Linked DNA regions of Homo sapiens: region 1 is linked to region 2. A link is a loop called in an ENCODE intact Hi-C map of the cell type or tissue named here. Cell type or tissue: breast epithelium. All regions are shown on one strand. Links, peaks and the distances in the headings refer to the core of each region. The heading gives the core; the rest is flanking DNA. Region 1 overlaps TAF3 (TATA-box binding protein associated factor 3). Region 2 overlaps KIN (Kin17 DNA and RNA binding protein).

What was found. Hi-C counts contacts between places; a loop is a spot of excess contacts. Peaks named below come from ENCODE experiments on the same cell type or tissue, not always from the same donor. Only the 100,000 strongest peaks of a DNase experiment are listed, where the experiment ranks them.
Region 1: it touches region 2 in a loop (34-fold over the local background); 2 of 110 quality-filtered maps call a loop at or near these places.

The regions. Positions count from the first base shown.
Region 1 is chr10:7,847,193-7,855,192 of GRCh38, forward strand. The region is part of intron 2 of TAF3 (TATA-box binding protein associated factor 3); the gene reads left to right. Among named protein-coding and RNA genes, the nearest start is that of TAF3, 33 kb to the left of the region's middle. In breast epithelium, for the core only: no CTCF peak of the experiment used is centred there; no DNase peak of the experiment used is centred there.
Region 2 is chr10:7,769,325-7,779,028 of GRCh38, forward strand. It overlaps KIN (Kin17 DNA and RNA binding protein), which reads right to left. Exons shown (of 13, transcript NM_012311.4): 5 at 9,514-9,695; 6 at 6,427-6,475; 7 at 5,507-5,567; 8 at 1-21. Among named protein-coding and RNA genes, the nearest start is that of KIN, 14 kb to the right of the region's middle. In breast epithelium, for the core only: no CTCF peak of the experiment used is centred there; a DNase peak (open chromatin) is centred at 4,697.

The DNA.
Region 1 (8,000 bases), core at 1-8,000, 78 kb after region 2:
TAGAAGAATTATAAGAAAATTCCTCTAGGATGACATCTGATAATATTTCATATTTGTCAATATGAATTGACATATGTCTAAGAACAAACAAGAAATATGGTCTCTCATCTAGTCATTCAAAAGGACTTTATCATGCAATAATATTTTTGTGACAAGAACCTAGACCATCCTGTTCTGAAAGAATATATGAGAGTTTAAAAATATTTTATGCTGTTAAGCACCAAAATTTACCTGACACAAAAGGTTACATGTGTTTAAATTCTTTTTTTTAAGACAGAGTCTTGCCCTGTCGTACAGGCTGGAGCGCAGTGGTGCAGTCATAGCTCCCTGAAGCCCTGACTTCCTGGGCTCAAGGGATCTTCCGCCTCAGCCTTCTGGGTAGCTGGAACTACAGGCATGTGTTACCACATCCAGCTAATTTTTTTTTATTTCTGTAGAGACAGAGTCTTGCTGTGTTGCCCTGGTTGGTCTCAAACTCCTGGGTTCAAGTGATCCTCCCACCTTGGCTTCCCAAAGTGCTGGGATTACAGATGTGAGCTACCATGCCTGGTATGTTTAGATTCTTGTTAAAACTTCTTTTTTTCTTAATTTTGAGACAAGAGTTTCGCTCTGTCTTCCAGGCTGGAGTGCACTGGTGCAATCTGGGCCCACCGCAACCTCCACCTACTGGGTTCAAGTGATTCTCCTGAGGCTGAGCCTCCCGAGTAGCTGAGACTACAGGCACCCATCACCACACCCAGCTAATTTTTGTATTTTTAGTAGAGACGGGGTTTCACCATGGTGTCCAGGCTGATCGCAAACTCCTGACCTCAGGTGATCCACCCATCTTGGCTTCCCAAAGTGCTGGGATTACAGGCATGAGCCACTGTGCCCAGCCTATATTTCTAATAAAATTGTTTTCACTATCTTTTTATTCATAGTTCTATGCATTCTTCATTAAATGGCTTAACAATATAAAGGTTCCATTGGAGCCAGATGTTAACTGGTACTAGCTATTCTTCCTGATATACTGAGGGTTAAAGTAAAAAATATTTCTCAGATTTAATGGCATTATTACATTTTAACACTTCTCTAGTGTACAGTCCTAATTATGTCTGACATACACAATTGGGAATAGTTAGAAGGAAATCATTCTGGACCAATCAGTAATGGAATGAAAAACTCAGGAAGTCCCAATGCCATGGTAAAGGAGAAAAACTCCTTTTTCATTTCCTTTCATGTACAGTGTGTTCAGATTAACTTTAAAGGAGAGTGAGATGTAGGTCTTAAGATTTTGTCTGCAATTGAGTATTACCTGTATATGGAGCCCATCTCAGCAGGCACCCAGTCATCAGCCAGCAACCCCTTCCAGGTCCCTCGACCTGGTCCCTCGACAGCTGCTAGATATCCTGTTGCAAATTAAATATGAAGCAGGGATGGACTTAATTTTGCATTTAAAGGATTTCTTAAAGTTCAGCCTCAAATGAAGTTGTTAGTGTTTTCATTTTTATTGAAGCTGGCTTTGTTGGAAAGGAAGGGGCAGCTAGAATTGTCCTCAGTGGTATTAAAGAAAAATGCTCTGGAAAAAATAAAGTTTATGCCTAAAGTTTGGCATAAACTTTATGCCAATATGCCTTTATATATCTATATGCCACATTTCATAACTCTTCTTATAAATACTGCACAGTTGTCAGGCCTGCCAAAATGGTATGTAGCCTACTGTGTCAGTACAGCCTGTTAGTAAACATATGTTTATAGTTTAACTGTTTCCCAGTAGGGTGTTTTTGAGACTTTCCTTTTTCAGCTTTGTCTTTCTGAATGGTAGTAACAAAGGGAAATAAAACATGGTGAGTTTATATCACACTTTGAGGGACAGGAGGCTAAACTCTAGAATTAAACTTATGAACCGCAACAACACTTACATGTTTCCTTAGGTACCAAGTGCTTCACACACATTAACTCATTGAATCCTCATAATAATCCTGTGAAGGAAGTACTAGTATTATCTTTTTTTTTCTTATAGATGAGGGAAATAAAGTGTAGGGATAACTTTTAAGGTATGTTAGAAACTGGTAGATCTAGGATTTGAATTCAGACAGTCTGACTCTAAAGAGCTTTTTTAAAAAAATTACTGAGCTATTTTTGTCTTTAGATTATATTACTACAAGTGATATTCCCGTTTGTAAGACATCATCCTAAAGGTTCAGTGATCCATAAGGAATATTTGGGATATGTTATGCCACTGGTGTCATCCTGTAGATCTTGCACTTCTGGGACGATTTAGGGTTATTGCATGGGATGTGTGAATTTATGTTTCATAAGCATTGTATGTAGGCTAAATTTTAAAAAATTATGTAATTGTGTTTTAAATGTGCATAATAGTTGTGGCTTGGAAAATTAAACTTCATTTAGTATTGCTTAGTTCATAGCTTTCTGTTATTATGTATTGCCCCCAATTATCATATATTAAAATTATAACAACTATTGGGGGGGTTCATGCGAACTTTTTTTTTTTTTCTTTTTTGAGACAGTGTCTCTCACTCTGTCACCCAGGCTGGAGTGCAGTGGCACGATCTTGGCTCACTGCAACCCCCGCCTCCCAGGCTCAAGCGATCCTCCCACCTCAGCCTCCCAAGTAGCTGGGACCACAGGCATGCACCACCATGTCTGTCTAATTTGTGTATTTTTTGTAGATACCAGGTTTTCACCATGTTGCCCAGGCTGGTCTTGAAATCCTGAGCTCGGGCAGTCTACTCACCTTGGCCTCCCAAGGTACTGGGATTACAGGCGTGAGCCACCATGCCTGGCCTCATGAAAACTTTTGATGTTAAAAAATAGGGAATATTATTTGTTAAAAATTGTTGGGATTCATTGAGTGAGAAGTTTACAGGCTTTGCTTAAAATATAGATCCTCGTATTTCCTGATAAGTCCTCTCTGTCTGGGCCAGGGTAAATTGCATAGCCAATAGCAACAAAACTCAGTGTTATTTTCTATTCTTAGTGATGTACCTGTGGATTAAATCTTTACTATGTTTTAATAAAGAAGCAAACTGGACAGTTACTACTCTTTTCATTGATTTGCTTTCATGAGTGAGAAAATGCTGCATTCATTTTATACTGCGACGGATAGGACAATTCATGATGTCAGTTTGGAGAAGCCATATGTCAGAGGCAAAAGCTATATCATACATAAATTTAAAGTTAAAAACTAATACTATTTAAGGCTGGGAGCAGTGGCTCATGCCTTTAATCCTAGCACTTTGGGAGGCTGAGGTGGACAGACCACTTGAGGTCAGCAGTTTGAGACCAGCCTGGCCAACATGGTGAAACCCTGTCTTTACTAAAAATACAAAAATTAGCCAGGCATGGTGGCACATGCATGTAATCCCAGCTGCTTGGAAGGCTGAGGCATGAGAATTGCTTGAACCCAGGAGGCAGAGGTTGCAGTGAGCTGAGATGGTGCCACTGCACTCCAGCCTAGCAAGAGAGCAAGACTCCATCTCAAAAAAAAAAAAATATATATGTATATATATATACACACACATACATACATACACTAATACGATTTAAAATATCAGCCTCACAATACATATTCTAATATTTAAGAGAGAAAAGTTTAGCTTTAGGGTTTCAGGTTTATTTTCCAGTTCGCCCAAACATCTAAGTTAGCTGTACTGTCATCTCTGTGTTTATGGTGCTTTGTACATGTGTATGTTATGGTACTTATTATTCATTTTATTCAGTTCTTTCAGCACATATTTATTGTTCTCTGATTGTGTGTGCCAGTCACTATCATGAACACAGAAAATATGTAAGTGAACAAAGCAGATAAACAGTCTCTGCTTTTGTGGAGTTTACACTTCCATGGATGGAACAGAAAGGAAATAATAAACATAACAAATAAGTAAATTCTATAGTATGTTTGGAAGAGGATAAGTACTATGAGAAAAACATAGAGCATTTTAAGGAGAAATAAAAATGCTAGAGTGTGGGAAGGAAAGTTGCAATTAAAAATATGCTAGTCAGGGGAACTAGTGAGAAAGCAACATTCTAGCAAAGACTTCAAAGAGGGGAGAGGGATAGCCAGGCAGGCCATCTGGGGAGTGAGCACTTCAAGCAGAGAGGATCTGGTGTAAGGCTCACAAAAGGGCACATGGCTGCGGTGTTTGGGCACAGTGTGGAGGTCAGTGTGACTGGAACAGGGGGTGGTTGGGGCAGAGTGTTAGGAGAGGAGGGATCAAGAGGTAGCACCAGAGATCATCATGGCAGGCCTTGTGGCAGGAGTTTGACTTTTACTCTCAGTGAGAGGAATTGAAGCATTTTCATGTTAAAACAACTTTTTTTTTTATCATAGGAAATTTTCAAGCATGTAAAAGTAAACAGACTACAACAATTAACTTCCGTCATCACCCAGCTTCACCCGTATCTACTCATGGCCAGTCTTATTCATCTGTGCCCCTTTCCCTTCTCCCCTTTCATGTTGGCTTGATGAAAAGCCCTGATGACCTTATTTTATTTTACCCACAAATGTTTTAAGCATATAACTCTAAAAGATAACTATTTTTGGCATATCTACGGTAGTATTATCACACCCTTAAAATTAATAATTATTTTTTCTTCCTTTTGTTTTCAAGACAGGGTCTCACTCTGGCACTCAAGCTGGAGTGCAGTGGTACAGTCCTGGCTTGCTGCAGCCTCAAACTCCCAGGCTTTAAGCAATCCTCCCACCTCCTGAGTAGCTGAGACTACAGGCGTGAGCCACCATGCCTGGCTTTTTTTTTTTCTTAATTTTAGTAGAGATGACGTCTTGTCATGTTGCCCAGGTTGGTCTTGAACTCTCGGGCTCAAACGATCCTTCCACCTCAGCATCTCAAAGCACTGGGATTATAAGTCTGAGCCACCATGCCAAGCCTTTCCCCCACCATCTCCCAGAGACGGGGTCTCACTTTGTTGCCCAGGCTGGAGTGCAGTGGTGTGATCATAGCTCACTGCAGCCTCGAATTCCTGGGCTCAAGAGATCCTCTTGCCTCAGCATTCAAAAGTGCTGGGATTACAGACGCCTGGCACCTAGCTAGCCACTAATTCTTGAATGTCATCAAATAACCAGTCTTTTCACATTTTAAATTTTCTCTCAAATGTTATAAACGTTTGTTGGTTTATTATGTACTGTTTTTTGAATTAGGGTCCAAATAACATCCACACGTTGTGACTGGTTGATCTCTCTCCCTCTCTCATTCTTTCTCATTCTCTGTCTCTTTCCCTTTTACATTTTCATATTTGTTGCAGAAACTGCGTTGTTTGTCCTGTAGAGTTTTTTATAGTCTGAATTTTGCTTATGGCATCCTAATGGTTTTGTTTCACGTGGTCCTCTGTTTATCCCATAAATTGGTATAGTCGGTTCTAAGAGCTTGATGAAATGTCATGTTCAATTGTTTTGGCAAGACTACTTCATAGCTGGGGGTGTGTAACTCCGTCAGAGTACACATAATATCAACATAATATCATTTGTGAATGTGTGGGTGTGATTTTAGCAAACATTGAACCATTAAGTCAATAGAAGTTGCAAATTGGTAACAGTCTAATTCTGTTTTCTTCACAAGCTGGAGTGCTTCTATAAAGAGAAACTTCCTATCATCTACTATTTGGTTTCCTGGTGGTAGAGTTTGTATATGAAAAGCTGGATGAATGCTTGATCCCTTTTCTTCATTCATCAGTTTTCAAAATAATGAATTTGTTTCCTACCTTCTTCCAATAGTCACCAACTAGTTGTGCATATGTTTTTTGAAAGTATCATTATGATCTCATGGATTTAAACAGATTTGATAGATATTAGTCCATTTATTATCCATTGATGTTCAAATTGTCCCATCTTTGGCATATGAGACCAGTGGTGTGTTGGAGCTGGCTCATACCCATTTTTGAGAGTGAGTTGGCAAATGTTGTTTAATATTCAGTCAGTTTATAGGCTGGTTGTTAAACACAGCCTTTATTTAAAAAAATCATATAAACTTATAATTAAATAAATTATACTAGAAGCAAAGGTGCTCAAACTCCATCACTTTCTAGTTATCTTATTTTTGAGGTTAAGTTTATTGTAGAGTTGGGTGAAAATACTATATAACTGTGCCTCTGAACACCTCCCAACTCCACATGTGGGGGCATTACATTGGCGGCTTGAAATTGGCCATTGTAGGAGTGTTTACATCACAGCAGTCAGCAAATGCTACAGATCATGGCATGATTTATTGTCTTTTTTATTGTCTAGACGTCAGGAGGTGGTGGTGAAAAATGTAGATTAAACTTCAAAATGTATAGTATCTGTAGCTGTTCCATTGTAAGTAGTACCAAAAATGGTATAAAAATGAGGAAATATTCTTCAACTGTTATCTGATTCAGCAAAGAAGTTGCTCACATCATTGACACGTGAAATTCTCACATACCCCTTCCTTGTTTTGCTTTAGATTAAACTAGAGGTCAGCAAACTGCCTGGCCTGCAGCCTGATTCTGTAAATAAAGTTTTATTGGAACACATCTCTTTCCATATTATGGGTGACTGCTTTGGCACTACAATGGCGGAGATGAGATGTGACAGAGACTGTATATCCCAAAAGCCTAAAATAGTTACCATCTGGTCCTTTAAGTGTGCTCTTCTGTAGTCTAAACCAACATTCATGCCAAACTGCATTCATCCATCAGTTGCAACCACAGGTTGGCCACTGATAGATAAGTTTTGGAAATATCAATAAAAACATCTGTGAGAATCAATTGGCTGCATGGAATTTATAATAAAGAGTGTTCTTTTTATTTGTAAATTATGTGCTGTGCCTCCTTTATATCAACAAAACTTAGAAGAAACACACACACAATCATTCGCCCCACTCAGCCAGTTGTTAAACATTTACCAGCATATCTCTCAATACACTTGCAATCGGATCCAGTGACCGATGTCATTACTGAAATGATTCAACCCCTTGAATGAGATATTTGGAAATTGAATAAGAAGTAAGAACCATCAGGTTTACAGGGATAATATATTCAAGGCTCATGAGAATTTAGTACTGCACAGGAATTCTGGTCAGCCAACACATATTTGCAAACATGCATAGAGTTTCTATTTTAAGTTAGTTGTTGACTTCTAGCAATAGCAGCCCCCAAACTGCCTACGTAAGATAACTGGAAGGAATTATTTGCCCCAAAACAATTTCTAGGTCCACACTGTTATGCGAGCCGCAGCGAGATACACACATGGAAGCTCTATGTGATTTTTGGCTCTTAAGAAGTTAACATGCTAAAGAGACAAAGCTAACATATACAAAGCACTTTCATTACTGCAGTGAGTATAATATGGATTCAGAATGGGGAAAGACTTCTGTGAGGTAAAGCAACTGGAAGAAGCCTGGGGAGGAGGTAGATCTTGACCTGAACCTGGACCTTGAAGGATAAGATTTAAATTTCAGTGAAGAGAACTGAAAAGAGCCCTCTAATGGGGGGGCGGGGGGAGGGGAGCTTCACTAGGAAATCAGGAAGCTAGGGAAGAAAATATGTGCATGTTTCTGTGTGTATTCGAAGGGGGCTTCCTGGTTTGTGAAGGACAGTAAGTATTCAGATCCATACGTAGATCAGTAGTATGTTACAGTAGCATGGAAGCCATTTGGAACATTTAGATTGTAGTGTGAACTTCTGAACCACTGAGTGTTGTGGATGAACAGAATGAGACAGCAAAAGTGGTATTTGTTAAACACTTTTGACTTCTGGTTGAAGATGGAGAATTAAATCTATGTATTCACCTAAGCTCCCTTATGTCACCATGCTAAAATTACAGTGAAGGGGTTTTAAGGTGTTGTTGTAGTTGTTAAGTTTGTAAGTCTAAAAAAATGAATAGAATGGGATAAAAGGCAAGAGTAACCCATTTTTTGAAACTGGAAAGTCGAGGGTCAAATGGTAAAGAACTTAGCAGACCCAGTACAACTGAATCCCAAGCCAGCAATGCGGAAACCTAAGACCCATCCAGAGCCCCAGGC
Region 2 (9,704 bases), core at 1-8,000:
AGTGCACTCGGTCCCAGAGTACTGATGAACAGGAGAACCATGCTTGTTACCAAGAACCATACACAGACGAATGCTTTACGATGTGCAAAATTCACAATATAGAATAAATGTGTGACATAGTAATTTACAGGAGATTAGTGAAAACCATGGAGTCCCTGTCCACATCTCTTACAGAACCATCAGCACTGTGTGAGCATTTAACCCGTGCTATCTTTAACTCTCTGTACCTATCAGCACTGTGTGAGCATTTAACCCATGCTGTCTTTAACTCTCTGTACCTTCTCCTCACTCCTTCGGTCACTGCTACTATACTTTGTATAGTAGAATGATGGTAGGCAGCTTAGGTTTTGGTGTTGAGCAGATCAGGGTTTGAGGCTACTTCTATTAGGACTTGGAGTAGTTCACTTTCCTAAGCCTCAAATCTTCATCTATAAACGAAGATAATAACATGACCCAACTCTTAACCCAAATGCAAGAATTAAATGACATGTTTTCAAATGACCGGTTTAAGTCTAGCACGTTACTCTCAGTTCTGGTTTTGTAAAGCAAAGTTCTCAACGTGTTACTTAAAAGTTTTTAACTGCTCCCAACTGCCCAGAGTTAACAGTGTAAATCCTTTTTTTTGAGATGGAGTCTCACTCTGTCGCCCAGGCTGGAGTGCAGTGGCGCGATCTTGGCTCATTGCAACCTCCGCCTCCCAGGTTCAAGCGATTCTCGTGCCTCAGCCTCCCAAGTAGCTGGGATTACAGGCAGCCACCACCACGCTGGGCTAATTTTTGTATTTTTAGTAGAGATGGGGTTTCGCAATGTTGGCCAGGCTGGTCTTGAACTCTTGACCTCAGGTGATCCACCTGCCTTGGCCTCCCAAAGTGCTGGGATTACAGGCGTAAGCCACCGTGCCCGGCTGACAGTGTAAATTCTAAATTCTTTACTGCCAATATACAACTGTCACCATTGGCCCCAGAATACCATCCTAGTCACCATCCCTGACTTACTATGTACACCAGTCACTAAGAACAATTTGCTATTGACTGAGCCATGCCCTATGCTTTCAGCCTCTGAAAATTTGCACATGCCTTGTTTTATACCTAAAATAATCTCTCCTTTTATCTCCATTTGTTAAAATTCTTTAAGGTCCATTCATGAGGGTTCTTGGATCTTGCAGTGTTTTGAACTGCCACAGTACCTTGTGGCATGCATCACACTGCACCTTGTATGATAATCATTTGTATGTACGACTCCTCTCTTGTAGTAGGGAGGAAGCATCTATTTTTTCCTGCAAAGTAGCAGTAACTATCTTGTAACTCACATTAAATAGATGCTCCATTAATACTGGCTGATCAAATGACTTTTACCCATCTAATTATTTAATGTGTCATATTTACAAAAGATGAAGCAAAGGATAAATATTTACACAAAGCTATCATGGAGCTAACCAAGAAAAAAATATATGATTAGTAGAGAATACAACAGATTTATTATTTTCCTTTATTTGGACTTTAAAAAGTGCATTTAAAGGTAGCCTTAGATTGATGAACTGCTGGGTTACTTTAAGCTTGAAGTCAACTAAAACCCCTACTTCTTTTCTCTATGGAGAATTGTAGGTAAGGACTCTGTCACTCTGTTTTTATGGGGGTTGTTTTTCTTTACCTAACTGTCAGGCTTTCCATTTACCTTTGTAAAATTTTACTCACTGGGTTTTGACCTGTAATTCAACCCACTGAACATATATTTAAACTCTGGTTCTATTACTGAATGCATTGCCCAGGGTGTGACAGCTATAAATAATGGACATGGGTTTTGAACAGGCCAAATCCACGTAAGATAAGCTCCTCAACTTGCTACTTAAATGTTCTTTAGATTTAGGTGTACTTTGAACTAGGGATCCAGGGATAATTCAGATCATAATCAACTACAATATGTCTACAAAATAGGCACTAATAACCCTAGCAAAAGAGGAGTTAGGATTAAGCAGTTATTTTTGGCTTGAGGGATCACCACTTCCTCGTCTCATGTTCACAAACCACCTACTTCCTATCATAATCTGTTGGAAATGCTTATTAATCTATTGTTTTCTAAAGACTTTTCTCCACTTAAAAAAATATATTTGCTTATTTTTCTGCCTTCTGACTCCTCTACCAATCTCCATGATACCTCAGAGGTTCTCAACAGTGAGTCCCCAAATATTAATACATCTATAAATTATTTCAGTATTTTGGTATTAATCTCAGCTTAGACACTTGAGTTTATTTAAGGCTATTATTTACTCTTCTTAAAACTCAACTGGGCCGGGCGCGGTGGCTCATGCCTGAAATCCCGGCACTTTGGGAGGCTGAGACAGGTGGATCATTTGAGGTCAGGAGTTTGAGACCAGCCTGACCAACATGGTGAAATCCAGTTTCTCCTAAAAATACAAAAAAATTAGCCGAGCATGGTGGTGCATGCCTGTACTCCCAGCTACTTGGGAGGCCGAGGCAGGAGAATCGCTTGAACTTGGAAGGCAGAGGTTGTGGTGAGCCGAGGTCATGCCACTGCGCTCCAGCCTGGGCAACAAGAGCGAAATTCCGTCTCAAAAAAAAAAAAAAAAGAAAGAAAGAAAAAGAAAATTTACTCAGCATCATTAAATGCTTAGAATGTGACAATAATGGGGAAAAAGATGATCAGAAGAGCCCAGCAAGATCTCAGGGTGATGTAAAGGGCATTCCAGGAAGGGGAGCAGCAGATGTAAAGGCAAGAAAGGGCGAGACCCTAGGCTCATTTAGGAAAGCACAAATCAATGAGCACAGCTGAGAGCAAACGGCAGGAGACATACAGGATCACAAAAGTCACTTAATAGTATGTAAAAAAATTCGAGGTCATCTTAGAGATGCTGAAACCAAGAGATGTTAATAAATGAGTGACACGGTAAGAGCTGAAGTTTAGAAAGGTCCTTTTGCTGGCAATATCAAGATTCTGTTAGAAGGGTGAGAGACTGAGACAGGGGTAAGGCAGAGTTAAAATAAAATCAAGGCAAGATATGAATATGAGCAGAATGAAAATGGAAAGTAAGGTTCCTTGAACAGCCCTCATTTTTGCTTTCAGTAACTAGAGTGAATTCTAGCCTTTCTCAAAGGAGATAAAGAAGCCCAAAGGAGAAATGGAGATGAAAATCAAGTAAACTGTTTCAAGCAATAAGGGGGCTCATTTTTGTGCCTCAACATAGCCTAAAATGTCCACTTTGATATCCACATCATTTAGTTTTTCTAGGTTTTAGATATATAAGAGATATAAATGCACAGGAGAATGAATCCCAAACTATATTATGTACCATAATTTCAGAGAAAAAACATTTTAGATGTCTTTCAATTGTATTACCCATGACACTACATTCTTATACAAATATTGTTCCTTATTCATGGACTCGGGTCACAACATATTAACATAGATAACTTATCAAATAAATTATCAAAATTGGTCAAATAAAACTAATATTTTTGCTAATATCAAGGTTTGGCATAGGGGTACAGCAGGCTGTATAGACCCCCAAAAATGTCAGGTCCTTATCCCTGAAACCTATCAATGTTACATTATCTAAGAAAAGAGTCTTTGCAAATGAGAGTAAGTTAAAGATCTTGAGATGAGGAGCTTGGCCTGGATTATCAAGGTGGACCCTAACTACAATCATCCCTTTTCTTGTAAGAGCAAGGTGGAGGGAGATTTGACACCTGGAGGAAAAGGTGATGTGAGGATGGGGCAAAGAGACATTTGAAGATGCTCGTCTTAAATACTGGAGAGATGCAACCATGAGCCAAGTAACGCCTGCGGCCAACAGAGCTGGAAAAGGCAAGGGACAGATTCTTCCCCGGAGCTCAGATTCTTCCCCAGAGCACAGCCAGCAGGCTCCTTGATTTCAAGCCAGTGATACTGATTCAGAATCTGGCCTCTAGAATATGACCTCAACATATTTCTGTTGTTTTAAGCCACCCAGTTTGTGGTAATCTGTTACAGCGACCATAGAAAACTAATACAAGGGAGGTCAATTGGGGAACACTGGAACCAATTTTAACATCCATCTACATCTAGGAATAACACATACTTCAAAAGAACAGACAGAAATGCATAAAGTTCTAAAAGTATAAGGCATGTGTGTTATATTTGAGCCGATCTTCCAGGTCATATCATGCCAATGTTAGACAATTCTTCTGGAATGTACCCAGATGTAGAACCCAAATAACCAACTTCTTGATGATATCTAATGTAGGTGTTAATTTTGAAACATTATTTTGATCAAAGTTAAGACATCTGGCAAATCATTTTAAAGTTGATCTATATTGCTGATTCAGCCTACCTATCTCCTTCCATACTCCTAGCCACTTATTCAATAGTGTAAATAAACAATGACCTACAAACAAACCCGAAAAACTTAGATCTTAAAAAAACAACATGTAAAGTACTAAGTAAAATAGAAAATATCATCTGGCTTAAAAGCAAATTCCAGTAGATACTGGTACTTGACTCTCTTGTCTTACTCATCTTTTTTAACCTCCATAACAAAACTGAATGTACTGCATGTCAGAAATAGTGAATAAAGATTTGGTGAAAGAATACATAAAAATTGCAAGAGAAGATAATGTAGAAAGTAGGTAGAACTACCTGACCACATGCTATGCCAGGTTTTGGCAAACGACAGCCTAAGGGCCAAATGCCAGCTGCCACCGGCTTTTGTAAATAAATGTACTGGAACCCAGCCATGCTCAGTTCCTTCCTGCACTGTCCATGGCTGCCTTCTCACTACAACAGCAGAGTTCAGTTATTGTGACAAAGACATCTGGCCGAAAAGCCTAAAATATTTACTATGTGGCTCTTTACAGAAAAAGTTTGCTGACCCCTGCCCTGTGCTAGACTACCTAGAAGGGCGGGCAATGACTACTGAGTGTTTCCTGGTGTATTTACACTGTACTGGGGACGAAGGAGAGAGGTTGATAATCTCTATTCTCAGAAAACTCACAATGCAGCAAGTAAAAGAAAAATGCAGATCCAGCTAACATTTAAACTGTGACAAGTGGGCTAAGACAGGAAAAGAAACAGTTTTATATAGCGAATAAGGAACCGTTAAATGGAGAAGGATTCATGGAGAAGCAAAAGTTTATTGATGTGAAACATATAATCAAAATGAGGCTTTCCTCAAAAAACACAATCATCTCATAACAGGCAAATAGGAAAAGAACAGTTGCTAGCTGGGCACAGTAGGGCGTGCCTGTAATCCCAGCTATTGATACCTGGGAGGCTGAGGCAGGAAGATCACCTTGAGCCCAGGAGTTCGAGGCCAGCCTGGGCAACATAGCAAGACCCCATCTCTTAAAAAAAAAAAAAGAACAATTGCTAAAAAAACAACGCAACCAATAAAAACCAAAAACAGGTGAAAACTACAACTAGAAAAAAATGATTCACAATACTTTAAAATACAGTAACCAATATTTCACAAAAATCCTAATGTTTTAAGATATCCGTGAATGATGCAGCTCACCTTGACTTGGAAGATGTTGCTCCGGATGAGCTACATGCTCCTTTACTCAAATTAAACGTGACTAGAAGAAAAAAATGTTATTCCATACATACATTTCAAGAAAATCATAATAAAACTTCTCAGATAAGATACTACAAAGTGTTCACAGAGGAACTCCAGGACATTTTCAATAAACGAGAGCTAAAATGTTCCTATACGGAGACCACACATTCCTGTAAAACGTCCCACACTGAAAGCCATAGAACAGGAGGAACTTGCACACCGTGTCACCGTGGCAGACCACACCGGCGCTTCCCTGCTCTATCCCCATTTCCCCTGGGGAACAGTACTCCAATTCTGTTTAGGTCTCCACGCCTCTTGCCTGTGGCTCAGGGGACATAACACCATTTTCATCTCTGGGGTGAATTCTGATTGTCTAATCCAATCAACATAATCCCAGTGACTGCTTTTTGAGTGGACATGTGACACAGTTCTGGCCAATGACATTTGAAAGGAAATCTATTGAAGGGAGGAGTGTCTTCTTGGAAAAGTATCCTTGCTCTTAACAAGATTCTAGAAGAGCATCCAGAGATGCTCTCTGCCATCCTCACGACAATGCAGAATCTGCATGTGACGGCTGGAGTGTTGGCAGCTACCCTGTGTCTAGATGGCATGCAGAACCACCTTACCTCTGGGATTCTTATTATGGCAAGATATTTCCTTATTGTTTAAGTTAATTGTAGTCAGTTTTGTTACTTGTGGCTTCAGCTATCCTATCCAATCAATTCATTAGTATTACCTTTTCATTAAATTAATAAGAACAATGTAACTCAGACACATTCGATGTCTTATTCTCAGATATGTTGACAAGTTGCATTTTTAACAAAGCCAATATAAAAGCATCTATGTTTAAAAAAAGAAAAAATAAAAAATAAAACTACCTTTCTCTTCATCATTTTCTCTGCTTAATTCCGTAAAAGTAGGGACCTCCTAAAAAAAAGAAAGTTTTAAGGTTTTGGTGTACATTGCACTTACTATCACCATTCAATAGGCCTAAATTATGACTTGCTACCTGTGTTCCCAGGCAGCTCTAATACGCAAGTGATTAAGATCCTAATTAAGAAATTACATGCTTTCGGCCAGGCGCGGTGGCTCACACCTGTAATCCCAGCACTTTGGGAGGCCGAGGCGGGCAGATCATGAGGTCAGTAGTTCGAGACCAGTCTGGCCAACACAGTGAAACCCTGTCTCTGCTAAAAATACACAAAAAATTAGCCGAGCATGGTGGTATGCACCTGTAATCCCAGCTACTCAGGAGGCTGAGGCAGGAGAATCACGTGAACCCGGGAGGCAGAGGTTGCAGTGAGCCAAGATCATGCCACTGCACTCCAGCCTGGGTGACAGAACGAGACTCCATCTCAAAAAAAAAAAAAAGAAATTACATATTTTGGCCCAGTATGGTGGCTCATGCCTGTAATCCTAGCACTTTGCGAGGCCAAGGCAGGTGGATCACCTGAGGTCAGGCATTCGAGATGAGCCTGGCCAACGTGGTGAAACCCTGTCTCTACTAAAAATACAAAAATTTAGCCGGGTGTGATGGCGGGCGCCTGTAATGCCAGCTACTCAGGAGGCTGAGCCAGGAGAATCGTCTGAATCCAGGGGGTGAGTGCTGCAGTGAGCGGAGATCGTGCCACTTCACTCCAGGCTGGGTGAAAGAGCGAGACGAGCCTGGCCAACTTGGTGAAACCCCGTCTCTACTAAAAATACAAAAATTAGCCCGGCATGGTGGCGGGCGCCTGTAATCCCAGCTACTTGGGAGGCTGAGACAGGAGAATTGCTTGAACCTGGGAGGCGGAGGTTGCAGTGAGCCGAGATCATGCCACTGCCCTCCCCAGCCTGGGTGACAGAGCAAGACTCTGTCTCAAAAAAAAAAAAAAAGAAAAGAAATTACATGCTTTGGCTGGGCATGGTGGCTCATGCCTATAATCCCAGCACTTTGGGAGGTCGAGCTCAGGCAGGAGGAATGCTTGAGGCCAGGAGTTCGAGACCAGCTTGGACAACATTGCAAGAGCCCCCCATCTCTATTAAAAAAAAAAAAAATTAGCCAGGCATTGTGGTGCACACCTATAGTCCCAGCTACTCATATGAGGCAAGAGGTTCACTTGAGCACCAGAGGTCAAGGGTGCAGTGAGCTGTAATCATGCCACTGCATTCTAGCCTGGTGACAGAGAGAGACAGTCTCTCAAAAAAAAAAAAAAAAAAAAAAAATAGAACTTACATGCTTTGCAAATATTATCCAATTGAGAATTATTCTAAATACCAAAAAGCAGCTTTTCTATGCCAAACTGCAGAAGTTTACCTATATTTTTATTTCTATTACAACTTAAACAGGAAGTAACAAAAATATAAGGCAATAAACTTTAGGAAAAGCAAAAGCTTTTTTTTTTTTTAAGTCTGTTCAAGAACAGACTAAACTAATGAATAATCAATCGTGGTATACTGGAACAATGGTTATGTCTGGGAGATGGGGTATTAATTGGCAACGAGCATGAGGAAACCCTCTGGGATACTAGAAAAGTTCTATATCTTTATCTGGGTGGTGGTTCCACAGGTTTTCTGTCACTCTTTCTACACACGTATATTTGTAAAAGTTCAGTGAACTGTACACCTAAGATTAATGCACCTCATACACTTTAATCAATGTATGTTAAAGCTCAATAACCAGTTCAAAAAACACTCAGTTTCACATACACACCAGGCTATATTTGCCTGCTCACACACAAGTGTTAGAATGTAAGCCACAGGAGGCAGGGCGTGGTGGCTCACGCCTGTAATCTCAGCATTTTGGGAGGCCCAGAAGGGCGGATCACCTGAGGTCAGGAGTTTGAGATCAACCTGGCCAACATGGTGAAACCCCGTCTCTACTAAAAATGCAAAAAATTAGCTGGGCATGGTGGCTTGTGCCTGTAGTCCCAGCTACTTGGGAGGCTGAGACACGAGAATCGCTTGAACCCAGGAGGCGGGGGTTGCAGTCAGCTGAAATCGCGCCACTGCACTCCAGCCTGGGCGACAGAGTGAGACTCCGTCCCCCCCCCAAAAAAAAAAAAAATGTAAGCCACAGGAGACAGTTTTCTGTATCTTTTGTTCACTGAGTATTCCCTGTGCCTACAAGAATCCTGGCACAGCGGAGGCGCTTATAAATATATGTTGAAATAAATGCCCCAACCTAGTTATTCTAACACCTCAGCTCCTTCCCTCCCCATTCATCTGGCTTGCACCCACTGATTCTTCAAGACTCCTGGGCACTGGGGTTGTATCCACCCTCAAATACTCTGTCCTCCCCAGGCCAGAGTAAACATTGCTTCTCTATGTTTCCACATGCTGCATTTACCTCCAGTACTGAATTAATTATAATCAGTTGAAATTATCTGTGTATATGTCTTCCCATTAGGTAGCGTCTCTATTTAGATATAAGGAAATTGAGGTTTGGAAATATTATGCAATTATACAAGATTATGAAGTTAGTATGTCAGGAATCAAACCAAGGTTTGTCAATGCCAAAAATGTGCTTTTGACACCAGGCTGGTTCTCCTCTTAGTTCAGGAACAGTGCCCACAGAACTTGATTCAACGCTGAAAAGACACAAGCTGGCTGGGCACGGTGGCTCACGCCTGTAATCCTGTAACTTTGGGAGGCCGAGGCGGCCGGATCACGAGGTCAGGAGTTGGAGACCGGCCTGACCAACATGGTGAAACCCTGTCTCTACTAACAATACAAAAATTATCTGGGCGTGGTGGCGGGCGCCTGTAGTTCCAGGTACTCAGGAGGCTGAGGCAGGAGAACTGCTTGAACCTGGGTGGCAGAGGTTGCAGTGAGCTGAGATTGCGCTACTGCACTCCAGCCTGGGCGGCAGAGCAAGACTCCATCTCCAAAACAACAACAACAACAAAAACAAAAAAGAAAAACCAAGCCATTGTGCTTCTTTAGACCTCTGGACGTTGCTTCTCAGGATGATGTTGCTTACCCACCTGTTCCTTCCCTTCCAGGCCTCTTCTCACTTGCTCTTCAATAAATTTGGCAGTTTTTTCTTCATCATCAAGGTCCTGCTTTTTCTTTTTCTCCAGTTCCAGTTGCCGGCGGATAGTTTCTGGGTCCCTGTCTATGTACTGAATATACCAGCCTTTTGGTGTCTCGTCCACTTTGCACAAGCCTTAAAAAA